2 separate regions of the Homo sapiens genome follow, and region 1 is linked to region 2. The links are chromatin contacts, found by Hi-C in ENCODE. All regions are on one chromosome and are shown on one strand. Each heading gives the region's core, a stretch centred on a gene start or an enhancer-like site at or near the end of the contact. The rest is flanking DNA. Distances are from core to core; before and after follow the strand shown.

The links. Hi-C counts contacts between places; a loop is a spot of excess contacts on that map.
Region 1: a map of PC-9 shows a loop between it and region 2 (4-fold over the local background). The contact joins the promoter of LINC03078 here to the promoter of PSG9 in region 2. A Hi-C loop is called at or near these places in 3 of 168 maps with a recorded cell type or tissue (PC-3, PC-9 and mammary epithelial cell).

What each region holds. Positions count from the first base shown.
Region 1 is chr19:43,329,809-43,332,862 of GRCh38, reverse strand. LINC03078 (long intergenic non-protein coding RNA 3078) reads left to right here and starts at 1,355. Exons shown (of 2, transcript NR_186343.1): 1 at 1,355-1,519.
Region 2 is chr19:43,268,172-43,271,445 of GRCh38, reverse strand. It overlaps PSG9 (pregnancy specific beta-1-glycoprotein 9), which reads left to right and starts at 1,916. Exons shown (of 6, transcript NM_002784.5): 1 at 1,916-2,078. The coding sequence starts at 2,015.

The sequences.
Region 1 (3,054 bases), core at 106-2,605, 62 kb before region 2:
CCCACCTCCCTCCACCACAGTCCTCTCTACCCAGGACACACAGGACAACTTCCTCCACACCCTGGAGCTGGAGCTCCACCTGAGTCCAGCCTGGGTCTCTTTGGGTCAGAGGCCAGGCTGGTGACACTGGAGACAGAGGGCTGGTCCCTCCCCAGTCATCCCCCAGTGAGCTCCTTTCTATCCCCCAGAGCCACCTCTGTCACCTTCCTGCTGGGCATCATCCCACCTTCCCAAGCACTAAAGAGCATGGGGAGACCTGGCCAGCTGGGTTTCTGCATCACAAAGAAAGAATTCCCCAGGTTTGGATCCCCAGGGTTCTGTGTGTGGAGCTGACAGACCTGAGGCCAGGAGATAGCAGAGGTCAGCCCTGGGGAGGGCGGGTCATCCTCCCAGGGGACAGGGTTGCACCAGCCTTGCTACTGAAAGGGCCTCCCCAGGACAGCGCCATCAGCCCCACCTGAGAGCTTTGCTAAACAGCAGTCAGAGGAGGCCATGGCAGTGGCTGAGCTCCTGCTCCAGGCCCCAACAGACCAGACCAACAGCACAATGCAGTCCTTCCCCAATGTCACAGGTCACCAAAGGAAAACTGAGCTGCTACCTGACCTTCGAAAGATAATAGCCGATTTCCCAAACAGGCCAGTTTCAATCGCATGACAATGACCTCCCCTCTGCTCTCACCGTTTCTAAAACAGGAACCTGATTCTCCCCCATCAGAGATTTCTCCCTTGTTCCATGAGCCTTTCCCGAGTGGCCCTGTTTTTTGTGTTTGCTTTCCGCAGCCCTCCCCTCTCTATTAAACCCGCGCTTCTGCTCAGCTCCTTGACCCACGTATTGTCTCATGGGATGAAGTCTCGCCCGATTTTAGGACGGCAAATAAAGCCACTTGAAGTCTTTATCTGTGCTAGTTTGTCCTGTGACAGCTCTGTGTATCTGTATGTGTACATGTGTCTCAGTTTCAATGAATCTGAGTATATATGTGTGTGTGTCTGTATATGTGAGTGTTTGCCTCTATGTCTGTATATATGTGTATATGTGTTTGCCTGTATGTCTGTATATATGTGTGTCTGTGTTTGTGTCATGTCTGTGTGTATGTGTGTGTGCATCTCTGTGTGTGTCTCTGTGTGTGTCTCTGTGTGTGTATATGTGTGTGTGTGTGGACAAGTGTGGAAGGAGAGCCATATCTGAAGAAGGCAAATGGCCTCAGCAGGTCCTAAGGACCAAACACACACAGAAGGGAAGGGGAAGCAGGAACCAGAAGGCAGGACTGAGAGGGGAGGGGACAGAGAAGCATCCTGGGCAGAGTCCCGCCCCTGCCCCTGGCCCTAGGAAGTGCTCCTGCCCTGAGAGAAGGCTCAGCACAGAGGGAGGAAAGACAGCAGAACTGGCAGTCACAGTAGCTCTGATCATCCTGGAGCTAAGCTCCTCTCCACAGAAGAGAAGCAGGCAGCAGAGACCATGAGGCCCCCCTCAGCCCCTCCCCGCAGAGGATGCATCCCCTGGCAGGGGCTCCTGCTCACAGGTGAGGGAGGACTCCCTGGGAGAGGGTGGGAGGAGGAAGCACAGAGACTGGCTGGTGTCTCCTGGGGAGGACGGAGCTTTGAGAGGGGATAGAAGGCTTCTGTTGAAGCCTGAATAGGGGAGAGGACATCAGAGAGGGACAGGAGTCACAGCAGGAAAATTACATTGAACTGGAATTGGAAAGGGGCAGGAAAACCTCAATTGCTCCGTGTTTCTAAGGCAGTAATCAGTGGCCACTAAATATTGAAAAATGATAAGGAAAGCAACCATTTATGTCACCATGGCACTGCAGAAAACAAACCTTCCCAGGGACTCCTGGGAAACCCCCTGCCTGGTCTGAGACCCGCTCTGAGGAAGCAGAGGGTAGGCTTGGGCCCAAGAGAGGCCGACCATGCCACAGGTGGGGGCAAAGGGGTGCTCCGGGGGAACTTACAGCCCAGGCAGGCTTGGGTAGCAGCAACGCAAGGAAGGCCCCCTACGTGCTCTGCACGCCTCTCTGGCATTTGATATCATGAAAAGAAAAGGAGAGGGAGAAAAGGGAGAGAAAAGGAAAAGAACATTCTTGGCATGTGGAGCCATCTATCGCTTTCTTAGTCCGTTTACTCTCTACTTAAAGGAAGCCTCTCCCTGCTACAATCTGGGTAACATCCATAAGAGGCGGGGATGTCCTGGGCAGCAGCAGCCATCTGGGGTCCTGAGTGTTCTCTCCCTTGGCCACCTCCTCCACCTCACTTCAAGGTCCCTGTTCAGAACACATTTCCACAACAGCACAAACGCTGTCCTCACCTGCCTACCTCAGACATTGGCAAATAAACTAATGTTTCTCATGGTTTAACACCATCTTCCTTGGTGCTGTCATTATGATAGTGAGTTCTCATGAGATCCAGTTTTCTGAAAGTGTGTAGGAAAGCATGTGGTAGAAAAGAAAAGCCCATGTTCAGGGGAGGAATTCAAGCAGGCTGCAGAAATTTGCATAAGTAAAGGGAGCGAAGTGCTAATAGCCAAAACAATAAGGAGAAGGCCTTAAAGGCATTTCAGAGACCTTTGCAGCAGCCCTTCCCATCACAGGACCAGAGGCCTAGGAGGACAGAATAAATTTTGGGCCAGGCCCAGGGCTCTGCTGCCCTGTGCAGCCTCAGGACACTGCTCACTGCATCCCAGCTGCTCTAGTCATGGCTCAAAAGGGTCAAGGTACAGCTCGGCCTGTTGCTTCAGAAGGTACATGTCATAAAGCTTGGCAGCTTCCATGTGGTGGTAACCCTGCAGGTGCACAAAGTGCAACAGTTTAGGCTTGGGAGCCTACATTTCAGAGGATATATAGAAAAGCCTGAATGTCCAGGCAGAAGCCTGCTACAAGGGCAGTGCCCTCATGAAGAACCTCTACTAGGGCAGTATAGAAGCAAAATGTGGGGTAAGTGTCTCCACACAGTTTTCACTGGGCCAGGAGCTGGGAGAAGATACCCACCATCCTCAAGACCCTGGAATGGAAGAGCCACTGGCAGCTTGCACACTGCACCTGGAAAAGCCATAGGCACG
Region 2 (3,274 bases), core at 667-3,166:
GTGAAAGAGGGATAACAGTGAACGTAGAGCCACAGAGACTGGGACTCACGGGGCTGGAAGGTGAAGGAGCTGTAACATAACATATGTGTGACCTCGTGTGAAGTGGAATAAAACATGCAGCCTGGCCTGGGATTGCTGCCGTTCACACTTCCCTCCCTGTCCACCAGAGGGCGACAGAGTCCCTCCCAGCCTGGAGCCTTCCCAGGGGATGCCAACCTCCCTCAGCGGAACCCACAGCCCAGCAGGGTCCACCCTCACCAGGGTCACTTCGGCCCAAGTCCTCAGCACCCTCCATGCTCCCCACACGGACTCTGTCAGTTCCTCCCTGACCTGGCGGCCGCCAACCTAACACCACTCCCTCTGCAGGGAGCTCCTGCCCCACACACCTGCTCCTTCCCTGGGCCCAGCTAAAGGCATCTCCCAGGGCAGCGCTGGTGCACGCGACGCCACACTGGGCGCTTTCCCCTCGTGAACTCTCTCCATCCTCATCAACTCTTTCTGTCACTGCTCCCTAAATGCCTGCCCCTGCTCCATCTGTCCTGTTCTCTGGGGCTTCCCAGGCCAAGCCTAGCGCCGACACAGAACAGCGGCTGCCTGAGGGCCCACAGCCTCCCCGGGAATCAGCCAGGCACCCTGTCACCTGCCTGCCCCCTGCACCCCAGGGGGCTCAGAGAGCGTGTGATGGTCATTCACAGGTACCATCCGGGATGTGGCCACCTACCCCCAGCTGTCCCTTGGGAAGACAGACCTCTCCTGTGTACTTGCGTGGAGAAGGGCGGTGTTATTGCTCTTTGCTCCCAGAACACAACTCACCCCCACCCGCCCTCTCAGGTGTGAGCAACGTCCCTCCAGAGAGCCTCTCTGGTCACTGCCTGTTCCTCCTCTACAGACAGCAGCTTGGCCAGGTCAAAACCCTCAGGACAGACCCCTGGGTGTGTCAGCACATGGAGGGCTGAGCCCATCATGGCCACGGAGTAAGTCGGGATGAATCTCTCCAGCTCTGAACCCCTGCTCTGTCCCAGGCTCCCCCTCCTGCGTCTCAATGAGCCATGTCCCGCGGGGTTCCTGGGTAACTCCCCACTTCCTCCTGCACCACCACGGGGAAGGTGTGGTGACCACAGGACAATCAGCTGGGCAGAGAAGAGAGGACATCAAAGATGGTCAGGGAGAACATGAGAAACCCTGAGCTCCAGCTCAGCCGCCAGACCCCAGGGAGCCATAGACTGACAGAGAACTGTCCCTTTGACTATGGGACTCACAGCCCCCACTGAGCAACCAGCACAGGCCTCTCCTCCTAAGAGGCATGAGAGATTCACCCTGCACACCTCCAGGAAGGACAGTTTCCTCTGGGACACCCAGGTCCTGAAAGTCCATCCTTGGAAGCTGCAGTCAAGCTTGACACGATTAGAGAAAGGAAGGGTCCCTCTCACCAGGCAACACACAGCTCACCCACAGCACAATGGGGTGTCACTGTGACAGGGACCTGGTGCATCTCCAGCCTCCTGCACTGAAGGGGAGAGCCAGATGGGGATGAAAGAGGGTAAAAGGCATGAATGTGCACCCCAACCCAGAGCCATGGGGACAGCAGGAGGCTGAGGCCCAGGACTGTGCTTGCCCAACCTGCAGGGTATGTGCCTGACTGTGTGGGTCTGTGTGTGTCTCTTCTGTGTGTGTGTGTGTGTGTGTGTGTGTGTGTGTGTGTCTGCACAAAGTGTGTGTTGAGGTTTGGTGAAAGAATCACTGCTGAAAAAGGCAGAGGCCTCCACAACTCCCAGGGACCTGAAACACAGACAAAAGGAAAAACAGAAGGAGGGACAAGGAGGCAGGACTGAGAGAGAAGGGGACAGAGAGGTGTCCTGGGACTGACCCCGCCCATGAGCTTGAGAAGTGCTCCTGCCCCGGGAAGAGGCTCAGCACAGAAGGAGGAAGGACAGCACAGCTGACAGCCGTGCTCAGACAGCTTCTGGATCCCAGGCTCATCTCCACAGAGGAGAACACACAGGCAGCAGAGACCATGGGGCCCCTCCCAGCCCCTTCCTGCACACAGCGCATCACCTGGAAGGGGCTCCTGCTCACAGGTGAGGAGAGAACTTCCTGGGAGAGGACAGGGGGAGGAAGCGGAGTGACTGGATGGGGTCTCCTGGAGAGGATGGGGTTGTAAAATAAAAGAAGCCAGCTCTTAGGGAGGCTGAGGTGGGTGGATCACGAGATCAGGAGTTCAAGATCAGTCCGGCCAATGCAGTGAAGCCCAGTCTCTCCTAAAAATATAAAAAATTAACCAGGTATGGTGGTGTACTCCTGTAATCCTAGCTACTCGGGAGGCTGAGGTGGGAGAATCATGTGAACCCGGGAGGCAGAAGTTGCAGCTAGCCGAGATACCGCCACTGCACGCCAGCCTGGGCGACAGTACGAGACTCCGTCTCAAAAAAAAAAGAAAAAAAGGAAAGAAGGCTCTGTTGCAGCCTGGATAGGGGAAAATACACCAGAGAGGGACAGGGGTCAAAAGAGGAAAGTCACATTGAACCGGAATTGGTAAGAGGTAGGAAAATCTTAAGTGTTCTGTTTTCCTGATTAATCATCCGGGGCCACCACATTTTGAAAAATGATAATAATAACTATATCAGATGACACTTCAAATAAAAATATAAGCAGGACATGAAACACTATCCTCAGCAAAAAACCTCAACAATTGGGGGAAAAAAAAACACCCAGGGCATGGAGGGCCCTGAGAACTCTCACATCTACAGGAGTCTGCAGCCTGTCCCAGGCACTGGGGTGCAACCAGGATCACAAAAGTCCCTGTCCTCACGGAGCTCACGCTGTCATGGGGAGGAAGACAGACATGCGAAGAGATGTAGAATGTGAGATCAGGTGTTGACAAGAACCCTGGAGGGAGCAGAGCAGGGAAAGGTCAGAAAGGGAAGACCCAGGGTCTCTGAAGGAGGTGTCAGGAAAGAAGTCTAAGGATGCCCTGATGTGAGCAGGACCTGAGGGCAGTGTGGAGGGGGCCGTGTGGACCCCTGGGGAAGAGGATTCCAAACAGAAAAATGCCAAGGTCAGAAGTGTTGAAGGAATGGGGGTCATGCTGCTGACCTTGACCTAGTAGGACAGTAGGACACACACACATACACATACACAAACACACATGCCCGTTTTTTGTGTGTGTTTGTTTGTATGTGTGCGTGTGTGTATCTTCAAGGCTGAGGATGGAAGAGACCTTCTCAGGACCCAGGGCCCCATCTTTTCACCACAATACATAGGTCTCAATATTAAC